2 separate regions of the Homo sapiens genome follow, and region 1 is linked to region 2. The links are chromatin contacts, found by Hi-C in ENCODE. All regions are on one chromosome and are shown on one strand. The core of a region is the stretch at or near the end of the contact, and the rest is flanking DNA. Distances in the headings are between cores, read along the strand shown. Region 1 has its middle 130 kb from the start of POU3F4. Region 2 holds the start of MAGEE1 (MAGE family member E1).

Region 1 (6,872 bases), core at 3,842-6,341, 7.2 Mb after region 2:
TTTGGGTTGGTTCCAAGTCTTTGCTATTGTGAATAGTGCCGCAATAAACATATGTGTGCATGTGTCTTTATAGCAGCATGATTTATAGTCCTTTGGATGTATACCCAGTAATGGGATGGCTGGGTCAAATGGTATTTCTAGTTCTAGATCGCTGAGGAATCGCCACACTGACTTCCACAATGGTTGAACTAGTTTACAGTCCCACCAACAGTGTAAAAGTGTTCCTATTTCTCCACATCCTCTCCATGTGCTGTATTTTTTTTCTCATCTTTGTGGGTTGATGTTACTTCAATCTTTGAAGTTGCTGACCTTTGGATGGTTGTTTCTTTCTTTTATTCTATTCAATGACCTTGATGTATTGACTTTGGTATAAGCTGTATTCGGCTGACTGGCTTCATTTCTGGATTCTTTTATGGGGCTAACACTCAGCTCCCAACTCCTGGATTGTGTGCTCTAACACTGAGGGACTTGTACTGGGCCTGACTTTTTTTATCCTGGCTCCTTGAGGTTAGAAACCCACTGTACTGGGTTAAGGAAAATAAAGTTGCTCCCAGACCCCCTGGTCACTACCCTTCGATGAGTCTTGTCAGCCAAAGCATTTCATAGTACTGTGAACAGTGGGATCTATCCTTATTCATACATGCCAGCAGTATGGTGTGGTGCACACTCATCAGCTGCTGCGGGGTGCTAGCGGGTGGTTGGGTGCTTGCTTCCATGCAGGCATTCGCCACAGTGGTGGAGGCAATGCATCTCATGGGTGGGAGTATGGAGGGGTCCCTGCTAATGACTGTGCAGTCCCGCTGGTGGTGGCCTTCGCTCAGGGGCTCGGTGTTGGCAGGCCCAGGTCTGTATGCCTTCTCTGTGTGTCACAAAGTGGAGTGGTCACTCAGGATAGGGGAGTATCTACTGTTCTCTGCACCTTATTTCACTTCCAAGGCAGTGTTAGTGCAAGGGTGGGGTGCTGGTGGAGGTGGGGCTGGTTGGCTCTTTTCCTGCCTAGTCTCCATCTGTAATGGCAGTTAGCAGGGGTACAAGGGGTGTCTACACTCCCACCACAGTAGTAGCAGGGAAGGGTGCATGCACCCTAGCACACTGGCGGGGCAAAAAAAGCAAAATCCACCTATGCAGACATGGACCTGAAAAGTGATGTGAGTAGTTGCCATGGGTCTAGGGGAAGCTGTAGTGAGTGGGAGGGAGCATGCAGGCTGGTGCATGACCATGGAGGCCACCTTACTGGAGCTCTTCACTGGATAAGCACAGTCCACCAGCACAGAAGCTATTATGTGATTCCTCAGGGCACCCAAAACTGCCCCACAAGCAGTTGTGGCCAGCCAGCGACCCCTGTAGAGGCCAGCAGACCAAGTAGTGCTCAGGTCAGATTGGCCACATCTGATGGGTAAGACCACCCTGCAGAGTTCAGGATTGACAGTTCCCCTAGGGCTAAAGTCTCCTATGGGGACAAGTCAAGCCTAGGGTCATGGCCGTCTCTGGATGTGCTCTGCTAGAGATGCTCTCACACTAATCTCTCTGTGCTCCACATCAGCCTCTATGCTGCCCCTACCATTTCTCTAAGCAGCAATCTCTGCCACTCGAGTGTCCATAGTGGTCGAAGTATCTCCTCCTGCTGGAGTTCCAGAGGCCAATGGTGAGAATGCGTTGTTCCTTGCTAATTCAACTCACCTATTCCCCTGAATCCAATGGGGGGGGCAGGAAATGAGTCCAGGTGCACAATAGCCCCGTGTAGAGTTCCCATATTCCTGCCCGTTCAGCCCAGCTTCTACGACTTCCCTCCATCTTGGTGCCTTCCCTCTGAAGATTTGTTAGAAGTATGCTAGTAGTCTGGATCCCTCCCTGGCAGTTGTTCCACCTTGCTGAGTCTAGTCAGCCATCTTGGCATAATCTGAGGCAAGTAGTTTAAGACCAACCAGGGAACCATAGTGAGACTGTGTCTCTACAAAAATGAAATAAAACAAAATAAAATAAAATAAAAAATAGCCAGGGATGGTGGCATGCAACTGTAGTTTTAGTTACTCAGGATGTTGAGGTGGGAGTATGACTTGAGCCTAGATGTTTGAAGTTTTAGTGAGCTATGGCTACACTGCACTCCAGCCTGAGTGACAGAGTGAGACCTTCAGGAAAAGAGAGAGAAAGAAAAAAGAAATGAAAGAAAGAAAGAAGAAAAGAAAGAAAGAAAGAAAGAGAGAAAGAGGAAGGAAGGAAGGAAGGTAGGAATGAAGGAAGGAAGGAAGGAAGGGAAAGAAAGGCCAGATTCTAACACAGAATAACCTGGCATTTATTGCTGCTCAACACTTTCCAAATCTAATTTGAAAAGCTTATATTTATAGTGAAGTCCCTGAAGGGGACTTCCCCTTGGATGCTTTACAATCGATTTCTGGCTTAATCCAGGTCACCAGAGAATTGTTAATCTGGACTGCTGGGCAACTTTATTTTGACATAGTATAGATCAATAATATCTTTTACAGACATTTTGTCATTAAGGCATTGAATTAAAATAAGGGGAATTATTAGAAACAGCCTTTAAGAAACAAATTGCTGGATTTATTGTCAAGGTCTTGTTGATACTGCTCACAATGTCCTCTTGAAAACATCTCATGAGAGACTAGTTATCTGATGTTAGTAACAATATTTGTTGTTAAGATATTATAACTCATACAGTTGATAGGGTTTCCATCTGCACTGACAGCTCGAAAGTTCAGAATCAAATTTGCGGCTCAGGTTTAGCAAATGTGAAAAAAAATTTTGGCATACATTTTACCTCCTAACTTCATTCAGATGCTCTTCATCCAGCCACTGCTATCTCTTCATTTCTAAATCCATAAACTCTTTTCTAGCTTTGTAGAGACAGTTTGTGTAGTGGTTATGATCATGGCCTCTACATTTAAGTAGGCTGTATTTAAATCTACTTTTTGTCACTTACTATGTAGCCTTGACCTAGTTACTTATATTCTCTATACCTCAGTTCCTCCATCTGTCCAGTGGATATAATAATGGTACATACCTCCTAGGGTTGTTATAAGTATTACATTGGGGTAATATATGCAAAGTGTTTAGAACAGTGCCTGACACCCGGTACTATTAATAACCCAATTTCAGGGGATGCCATTTACATAGAATGTAGCATGAATGATGCTTTTTAGATTTGGACAATGTGATGACTCTGCTGATACATAGTGAGTACTCTATAGATGTTAGCCAATGTTATTGCTCTCACATGTTCATAGACTGTGCAGTTTTAATGAAAGAAATAAACCTATTTCCCTCACTGTCTCCACAAAAGAAGGTGGGCCCACAAAAACCCAGGTTGTAAGAAAACTTTCTAACACTTACTTCTAAGGCTACCTCATCTCTAAATTCAGCCAGCTTCAATCCCATTTTGTTACACTTTGTTTTCTACCAGGCCGTTGATTTGGGAACAGTATGTGACACCAAGTATTATATGTAAACATAATGCCAGGTAGATCATCTTGTTGAACATACGTGTTCATGTGTTGTTATGGTAGAACGATTTATATTCCTTTAGGTATATATTCAATAATGGGATTGCCAGGTTGAATGGTAGTTCTTTTTTAAGTTCTTTGAGAAATTGCCAAATTGCTTTTCCCAATGACTGGACTAATTTACATTCCCATCAGCAGTGTACAAACGTTCCGTTTTCTCCAAAACCATGCCAGCATCTGTTATTTTTGACTCTTTAATAATAGCCATTCTTACTGGTGTGAGATGGTGTCTCATTGTGGTTTTGATTTGCATTTCTCCAGTAATTAGTGATGTTGGGCATTTTTTTCACATGCTTGTTGGCTGTGTGTGTGTGTCTTCTTTTGGGAAGTGTTTGTTAATTTCCTTTGTCCTCTTTTTAATGGGGTTGCATGGTTTTTGCTTGCTAATCTGTTTAAGTTCCTTATAGATTCTGCATATTAGACTTTTGTCAGAGGAATATTATGCAAGTATTTTCTCCCATTCTGTATGTTGTCTGTTTACTTTGTTGATGACTTTTTTTTTTTGCTGTGCAGAAGCTGTTTAGTTTAATTATGTCCTATTTGTCAATTTTTTTTTTGCAATTGTTTTTAGCATCTTCATCATGAAATCTTTGCCAGGTCCTATGTCCAGAATAGTATACCACAGGTTTTCTTCAAGGGTTTTTGTAATTTTAGATTTTACATTAAAGTCTTTCATATATCTTTAGTTAATTTTTTAAATGGTGTAAGAAAGTAGTCCTGTTTCAATCTTCTGCATATGGCTAGCCAGTTATCCCAGCATCGTTTATTGAATAGGGAATCCTTTATCCATTGCTTGTTATTGTTGACTTTGTTGAATATCAGATTGTTGCAGTTGTGTGGCTTTATTTCTGGCCTTTTTTGTTCCATTGGTTTATGTGTTTGTTTATGTATGAGTATCATGCTATTTTAGTTACTGTAGCCTTGTAACATGGTTTGAAGTCAGGTAATGTAATGTTTTAGGTTTGTTTTTTTTTCTTAGGAATGCTTTGGCTCTTCAAGCTCTTTTTGGGTCCTGTATGAATTTTAGCATAATTTTCTCTAATTCTGTGAAGAAAGTCATTGGGAGTTTGATAGGAATAGCATTGAATCTGTAAATTTCTTTGGGCAGTATGGCAATTTTAACAATATTAATTCTTACTATCCATGAGGATGGATTGTAGGGACCAGCCCTACAGGGTCTGTGGGTTTTTCTACTCTTGTGCGGAAATGAGAGATTGTAGAAATAAAGACACAAGACAAAGAGATAGAAGAAAAGACAGCTGGGCCTGGGGGACCACTACCACCAAGACACGGAGACCAGTAGTGGCCCCGAATGCCTGACTGCACTGCTATTTATTGTATACAAGGCCAAAGGGGCAGGGTAAGGAGTGTGAGTCATCTCCAATGATTGGTAAGGTCACGTGAGTCATGTGTCCACCAGACAGGGGGCCTTTCCCTTTTAGGTAGCTGAGGCTGAGAGAGAGAGGACAGCCTACGTCATTATTTCTTCTATGCTCTTCTCAGAAAGATTGAAGACTTAAATACTTTCACTAATTCTGCTACTGCTATCTAGAGGGCGGAGCCAGGTGTACAGAATGGAACATGAAAGTGAAACAGGAGTGTGACCGCTGAAGCACAGCATCACAGAGAGACGGTTAGGCCTCCAGATGGCTGTGGGTGGGCATGACTGACGTCAAGCCTTCCACAAGAGGTGGTGGAGCAGAGTCTTCTCTAACTCTCCTGGGGAGGTCTGCTAAGTAATGAGTGCCTTCCCTAGGCACTGACGCTACTGCTAGACCAAGATCAGCTAAGTAACGGTTGCCTTCCCAGGCACTGGCGTTACCGCTATACCAAGGAGCCCTCTAGCGGCCCTGTTCGGGCATGACAGAGGGCTCACACGTCTTCTGGTCACTTCTCACCTTGCCCCTTCAGCTCCTATCTCTTTATGGCCTGGTTTTTCCTAGGTTATAATTGTAGAGAAAAGATTATTATAATATTGGAATAAAGGGTAATGCTATAAACTGATGATTAATAATGTTCATATATCATCATATCTATCTATAATCTATTTCTAGTATAACTATTCTTATTTTATATATTTTCTTTATTATATTGGAACAGCTTGTGTCCTCGGTCTCTTGCCTTGGCACCTGGGTGGCTTGCTGCCCACAATGGACTATTTTTCCACTTCTTTGTGTCATCTTTAATTTCTTTCAACAGTATTTTGTAATTATTTTCACGGAGATCTTTCATCTCCCTGGTTAACTGTATTGAGTAGGAGTGGCTAGAGTGGGTATCCTTGTCTTGTTCCATAAATTCTCAATGTTTTTGTAAAATGAAAATAATAACATGTATCTCATAAAGGCGTTTTGAAGGTTAAATATAAAGTACCTACAATAGTACCTAATACACAATGTACGACCATTATTAATGTTACTGGGAGAGGAGATGATTAACAGCTTATTGCAACCAGGCAAGATACAAATGATTCCATATTCAGACAAACACATCTATAATTATTAAATAAAGCTTCTGGTCTAGAGTAGAGTTTATATGCTGGAAATCTTCTCAGGGGCATTATTACAATGAGGATCTGAAGAATGCATTCCAGAAAATTCTAAAAATGTCTAAACCACTTCAACTCTTTGCAGTTCTCCCAACCCCAAAGATCAAGGCAAACCAACTCCTGGCAACCCAGTGTTCGTATTGTGCTTTCTGCAGGGTGTAACTGAAGAGAAGTAAAAAATGTCAGTGTGTGTTGAAAGATTACCTGGGGCTCACCAAGTTGCTTAGTATTCTCTCACCTATATTATCGCTTTCAGGAATGTTCTTAGATAAAGATGTAACCAAATTTTTTCCTATCTTTGTTGTCTATCTTCAACCTACTCCTAAATGTTCCCTCCCTCATCCCTTCAGCTGAAAGATGCACTACTAATTTGGGTGGTTGCTAATTAAGATCTTAAACTGTGATCCCCTCTCCTGGAGTATGTGAGTTTTCACAGTGTACAAAAAAAGATACATACACACACACATACGCATACACACGCCACTCAAAACTTTTAACATGTAACAGAATGACATTATAATGATGAAATGCATATAATATTGTATATAAGCATATATAAGTAAATGTAATTCTACAAATATATCTGTTTGCACTGCTGTTATATAAATGTGTCTGACTTTGAACAGAAATAAAATAATTTCTAATTTGAATGCTATCTGGAAGAATCTCCCACTGAATAATTGAGAGAAGTCACTTAATCTACAGTTACTTCAATGTTTCACTGTCAAATGAATCCCCCCTCTTTAGGTGGATGCAAAAGTAATTGTGGTTTTTGCCATTAAAACCACGTACATTGTGTATCAGGTACT
Region 2 (6,954 bases), core at 2,525-5,024:
TTTTTACACATCAATTGTTTTAAATATAGACCAATAAGTAGATTGTTAGCCATTTAGAGGCTGCCTTCTTTGCATGTCCCTGTGAAACTACAATCATCTGTTAGCTATAGATAGGATAAACTCCAGGAGATAAAAACCCTAACCTACTGCTGCCCTTCAGAGATCTCTGACCCAGCAACTCCCTGTCTTGCTGCTGAGAGACATCGCTACATGTATAAGCCATCTCTTTGATTCCCCTCCCTCTCTCCAGTTAGCTTGTCCTCTCATTTTCTAGGTTGTGACCTCCCACCAGCCTCTGGAAGATCTCAGACTTTGATTAACCCCATGCCCTTGCAAACCTGTCAAAGGGTTGACCAAATGAAACTCGTATGCTTATACACTGTTGGTGGGAATGTAAATTAGTAATAATAAACACTATATATAGTTCAACCACTATAGAAAGCAGTTTGGAGATTTCTCAAAGAACATAAAACACAACTACCATTCAATTCAGTAATCACATTATCGGGCATATATCCAGAAGAAAAGAAATCATTCAACCAAAAAGACACATACACTCATAGTTGTTTGCAGCCTTATTAACAAGAGCAATGACATGGAGTCAACTTAGGTGTCTATCACTGATATTTGCTAAAGAAAATGTGGTACATATATACCATGGAATACAACACAGCCATAAAAACTAATGAAATAATGTCCTTTGCAGCAACATGGATGCAGCTGAAGGCCATTATCCTAAGCGAATTTACACAGAAACAGAAAACCAAATACCATATGTTCTCATTTATAAGTTGGAGCTAAAGATTGGGTACTCATCAACATAAAGGTGGCAAAAACAGACACTGGAGGACTATTAGAAGGGGGAAGAAGAAAGGGGGTCATGGGTTGAAAAACTGTTGAGTATTATGCTCACTACCTGGGTGATGAGATCATCTGTTTTCCAAACCTCAGCATCATGCAATATACCCATATAACAAACCTGTGTATGTATCCCCAGAATCTAAAATAAAAGTTGAAATTCTAAAACAGACAAACAACAAAAACTCATTGTGTGTTACTGAAAACGTGTGGTAGTATATATTTTTCTTGATCAGTCCCCAAATCTCTTGCACTCACTTGTTTCCTATATTTTAATTCTACATATAAATTACACAAAACATATTATTATTATTGTTTTACATTGTCAATATGTCTGTTTACCCACATATTTATCCTTTCTATTACTGTTCGCTTCTTGCATCTCTTCAGTTTCAGAGGAGAACCTTTCAGTATTTCCTCAGTGTGGGTGTACTGGTGATCAATTTACTCAGCACTGATTTCTGAACATGTATTTATTTTGCCTTCATTTTTGATGTACTATTTCAGTAAGTTCAGAATTCCAAATTATCAGCTTACAAATCATTAAATTCCTTAAGTGACAAACTTGTATACAATGTAAGACTCACCTCTTTGCACTTCCCTTTTTTCTGAGATCATTACTCTTGAAGTCCTCATTGCCTTTATAGGTTTCTGATGCTATATTGGTAGCCTTTGTTGCCATAAAAGGGTTTCTTTACCTAAATTTCTGGGGTTTTTTTTCCGCAGGGCTGCTGCAATCAACTATACATTATTAGAAATGGAATTCTTTGATATCATTATAATGACTTACTGGTATTCCATTTTTAGTACCATAATTTCTTCAAATACTCTTTAGTTATTTAACATTCATTTAGTTTTCAGCTCTGTTATACTAGAACAAATTATATAATAAAAGTTATTTTAGCTAAATATTTGCACATATATCTTATTATTTCTTTAGAATATATTTCTAGAGGTAAAAATTTTTAGTTTATAGGTTTGAACAACTTCAGGGTCTTTAAAAATCACTGTACCCTAGGTTAGGAATATCTGTTGCTAAAGCTTAGAAATATCTTAGGTTTTTTTGTGCCTCCCATTCTGAATAGGCCCCAGGCATAAAAACTGCATTGGACTTCACAGAACCGAAACTGGTTATTCATATAAGGGATTGCTTCTCCAATTGGAGACAGAGATGGTGACACATTGTGACTGTAGCCAGTTATTTTCCCTTTCCTAAAGACGTATTAAAAAAAAGTATTGGAACCAACCCAAATGCCCATCAATGACAGACTGGATAAAGAAAACATGGCACATATACACCATGGAATACTATGCAATAAAAAAGGATGAGTTCATGTCCTTTGCAGGGGCATGGATGAAGCTGGAAACCATCATTCTCAGAAAATTAACACAAGAACAGGAAACCAAACACCACACGTTCTCACTCATAAGTGGGAATTGAACAATTACAACACATGGACACAGGGAGGGGAACATCACACACCAGGGCCTGTCAAGAGGTGGGGAGATAGGGGAGGGATAGCATTAGGAGAAATACCTAATGTAGATGATGGGTTGATGGGTGCAGCAAACCACCATGGCACGTGTATACCTAGGTAACAAATCTGCACATTCTGCACATGTACCCCAAAACTTAAAGTATAAAAAAAAAGAAAAAAAGACAAAAGTATACTCCCAGATTTTTGAGAAGATATAAAGAAAGACAACATATAATAAATGTTTGCAGCAAGATATAAACATATCAATAAAGGGTCAATAGTGGTAAGCTGAATTGTAGTGGTTGTGTGAGTGTCAGAAAGTTAGTGTTTTCCCTCTATCTCTCTTCCTCTCTCTCTCTCCCCTACTTCTAAAAACAGCCTGCCCGTCCTCTTCAGTGTTTTCTTTCTTACTCACTGCTGCCGTGCTACTCTCAGTTGGAATGATTTTCTCATCCTTGTCCTTTTGGTAAATATCTACCCACTCATCTTTTTAAACATCTCCTCTTTTATGAAGCCTTTTCTGCATCTACAGGTAGAACTGACCCTGCCATCCCCTGCATTCTTTACAAACTTCTAGAAAATTTAGCTTTACTTTTTCTCTGACTCCCATTTTTACATCGGGTGCTCCTTGATGACAAAGAGATTAACTGTAACTTCGGGATAGATGACCAGTGTTTGTTGAGTGAATGAATAAAGGGATCAGGGTTGGATCTGCTCAAAAGTGCTAGAGTAATAGAGCAAAACAGAGCAGGTAACACATCCCTTAACACTCGGTATCTCAACTGACTTTCACAAAAGCTCTATTAAATGAGCAGGTGATTGTGGAGTGAAAGAATTAAACAAATTTTCAAGAGTTTTAGTGGCTTTCCCACTAAAGCCTGGGTGACTGGGAAAGTTTGGGCTGGGAATGTTGGGCTTTTCAAGCGTGTTCGAAGCTCCCTAATTGGTACTAAATTTCAGGCATTCAGACCCTCTAGGAAAGAGTTCTTTCTAGCTCACAACATTAGGGGAGGAGTTAGACACATAAATGGAGAAAGTGATAGAAGAGACATGGTCAGGGATGGGGGTTCTACCCTTCCAGAGACAATGCACATTTTCTTTGAAACAGCTTCGGGAAAACTGCAAATCTCAATGATATTTACCAATTTTGAGAATCTATTAAGTGCCTGGCACTCTGTGTAGAAGCCCTCCAATCGTACCCTAAATCTGAGAAGTATTTATTATTATTTCCATTTTTACTCCCTAATGCATCTACTCTAAGCTCCTTGCTTCACCCTACCAAAGTTTCCCTTCTGCTAGTGCTCTCCTTTGGTGCAGAACCACCGCATCCACTTTCTCAGGCCCAGGGGAGGGGCGGGGCGGGGCGATTTCGCCTTGCCGCAGAGCCAGTCTGCGCCTGCGCGGACTGCGGCAGAGGGCGGGGTGTGAGAAGCAGAGTACAGTGAGACTAGCATTCACTGCTGGCCAGTGCCTGCCTTTTTCACCACCTCTAATTTCAGCTTCAGCAGTTGCTTGGAACTTTGGTTCTGGCAGCAGCAGCAACATCATTACCGCTAGCGGCAGTTTTGTGCCGAGGCACCTACACACCTCCCGTCCTCTCTGCCAGATCGCGGGCCTGTCGGTGTCTGCTCCTACACGCCAACGCCGGTGGGCAGGACCATGTCTCTGGTAAGCCAGAATTCGCGCCGCCGCCGCCGCCGCGTTGCAAAGGCTACTGCGCACAACAGCAGCTGGGGCGAAATGCAGGCCCCTAATGCCCCCGGTCTCCCCGCTGATGTGCCAGGCTCAGACGTCCCCCAGGGTCCCAGCGATTCCCAGATCCTCCAGGGCCTCTGCGCCTCTGAGGGCCCAAGCACCTCCGTTCTGCCCACCTCCGCTGAGGGCCCAAGCACCTTTGTGCCGCCCACCATCTCTGAGGCCTCAAGCGCCTCCGGGCAGCCCACCATCTCTGAGGGACCTGGCACCTCCGTGCTGCCCACCCCCAGTGAGGGCCTAAGCACCTCCGGGCCTCCCACCATCTCTAAGGGGCTGTGCACCTCTGTGACGCTTGCCGCCTCTGAGGGCCGGAACACCTCCAGGCCGCCCACTTCCTCTGAGGAACCTAGCACCTCCGTGCCGCCCACCGCCTCTGAGGTACCGAGCACCTCCCTGCCGCCCACCCCTGGTGAGGGAACGAGCACCTCCGTGCCGCCCACAGCCTATGAGGGACCAAGCACCTCCGTGGTGCCCACCCCTGATGAGGGACCAAGCACCTCCGTGCTGCCTACACCTGGTGAGGGACCAGGCACCTCCGTGCCGCTCGCCGCCACTGAGGGCCTGAGCACCTCCGTGCAGGCCACTCCTGATGAGGGACCGAGCACCTCCGTGCCGCCCACCGCCACTGAGGGCCTAAGCACCCCCGTGCCACCCACCCGTGATGAGGGACCGAGCACCTCCGTGCCGGCCACTCCTGGTGAGGGACCGAGCACCTCCGTGCTGCCCGCCGCCTCTGACGGACAAAGCATCTCCTTGGTGCCCACCCGCGGTAAGGGATCAAGCACCTCCGTGCCCCCCACCGCCACCGAGGGCCTGAGCACCTCCGTGCAGCCCACTGCTGGTGAGGGATCGAGCACCTCCGTGCCGCCCACCCCTGGTGGGGGACTGAGCACCTCCGTGCCGCCCACCGCCACTGAGGAGTTGAGCACCTCCGTGCCGCCCACTCCCGGTGAGGGACCAAGCACTTCCGTACTGCCAATCCCCGGTGAGGGACTGAGCACCTCTGTGCCGCCCACCGCCTCTGATGGATCGGACACCTCCGTGCCGCCCACTCCTGGTGAGGGCGCAAGCACCTTAGTGCAGCCCACCGCCCCTGACGGACCGGGAAGCTCCGTGCTGCCTAACCCTGGTGAGGGCCCGAGCACATTGTTTAGCTCTAGTGCTTCTGTGGACCGGAACCCCTCCAAGTGTTCCCTTGTTTTGCCAAGCCCTAGGGTAACCAAGGCCTCCGTGGACTCAGATTCTGAGGGTCCTAAGGGTGCAGAAGGCCCTATAGAATTCGAGGTCCTGAGAGACTGTGAGAGCCCCAACTCCATTAGTATTATGGGCCTCAATACTTCCCGGGTTGCAATTACCCTGAAGCCCCAAGACCCTATGGAACAGAACGTAGCTGAGCTGTTGCAGTTCCTGCTGGTGAAGGATCAGAGCAAGTACCCTATCCGGGAGTCTGAAATGCGGGAATATATTGTTAAAGAATATCGCAACCAGTTTCCTGAGATACTCAGGCGAGCAGCAGCCCACCTGGAGTGCATTTTTAGGTTTGAATTGAGAGAACTTGACCCTGAGGCACACACCTACATTCTGTTAAACAAACTGGGACCTGTGCCCTTTGAAGGGTTAGAAGAGAGCCCAAATGGGCCAAAGATGGGCCTCCTGATGATGATTCTAGGCCAAATATTCCTGAATGGCAACCAAGCCAAGGAGGCTGAGATTTGGGAAATGCTCTGGAGGATGGGGGTGCAGCGGGAAAGGAGGCTTTCCATTTTTGGGAACCCAAAGAGACTTCTGTCTGTGGAGTTTGTATGGCAGCGTTACTTAGACTACAGGCCAGTAACTGACTGTAAACCAGTGGAGTATGAGTTTTTCTGGGGCCCAAGATCCCACCTAGAAACCACCAAGATGAAAATTCTGAAGTTCATGGCGAAAATATATAACAAAGATCCTATGGATTGGCCAGAGAAATACAACGAAGCTCTGGAAGAAGATGCTGCCAGAGCCTTTGCTGAGGGTTGGCAGGCTCTCCCTCACTTTAGGAGGCCCTTTTTTGAGGAAGCTGCTGCAGAGGTACCATCCCCTGATTCAGAGGTTTCCAGCTATTCCTCAAAATATGCCCCACATTCATGGCCTGAGTCAAGATTGGAGAGCAAGGCAAGGAAGCTGGTGCAGTTATTTCTGCTTATGGATTCAACTAAGCTGCCTATACCAAAGAAAGGAATTCTGTACTACATTGGCCGAGAGTGCAGCAAAGTGTTCCCTGACCTCCTGAATCGTGCTGCCCGCACCCTGAACCATGTCTATGGGACAGAACTAGTGGTACTTGATCCCAGGAATCACTCCTATACTCTGTACAACCGAAGGGAGATGGAAGAAACTGAGGAGATCGTAGACAGTCCAAACAGGCCTGGCAACAACTTTTTGATGCAGGTCCTAAGCTTCATCTTTATTATGGGCAACCATGCCAGGGAGTCTGCAGTCTGGGCCTTTCTGCGGGGCTTAGGGGTTCAAGCTGGGAGAAAGCATGTGATTACCTGCAGATACTTGAGTCAGCGCTATATAGACAGTTTACGGGTTCCTGACAGTGATCCAGTGCAATATGAGTTTGTATGGGGTCCTAGAGCCCGTTTGGAAACCTCTAAGATGAAAGCCTTGCGATATGTGGCCAGAATCCACAGAAAGGAACCACAGGACTGGCCACAGCAGTACAGGGAGGCAATGGAAGATGAGGCCAATAGAGCTGATGTTGGGCACAGGCAAATCTTTGTTCACAACTTCAGGTAGAGGAATGCATGGCAGTCAGAGGGGCCTTGCAAGGAGGGGCCTTTGAGCCTCAGTTCTCATGTATTGGGGGGTGGGGGTGGGTACA

The links. Hi-C counts contacts between places; a loop is a spot of excess contacts on that map. Pooled maps may share reads with other maps.
Region 1: a loop to region 2 is called in a pooled map, with 4 times the contacts of the local background. The contact joins the enhancer-like site here to the promoter of MAGEE1 in region 2. A Hi-C loop is called at or near these places in 3 of 50 pooled maps.

What each region holds. Positions count from the first base shown.
Region 1 is chrX:83,630,085-83,636,956 of GRCh38, forward strand. No RefSeq gene overlaps it. Among named protein-coding and RNA genes, the nearest start is that of POU3F4, 130 kb to the left of the region's middle. RefSeq lists an enhancer at 4,928-5,277. Within about 2 kb of position 5,092, at least 6 of the 41 ENCODE cell types and tissues checked have a DNase peak (open chromatin) inside an H3K27ac peak, as active enhancers do.
Region 2 is chrX:76,423,936-76,430,889 of GRCh38, forward strand. MAGEE1 (MAGE family member E1) reads left to right here and starts at 3,775. Exons shown (of 1, transcript NM_020932.3): 1 at 3,775-6,954. The coding sequence starts at 3,996. The coding sequence ends at 6,869. RefSeq lists enhancers at 3,823-4,032, 4,503-4,632.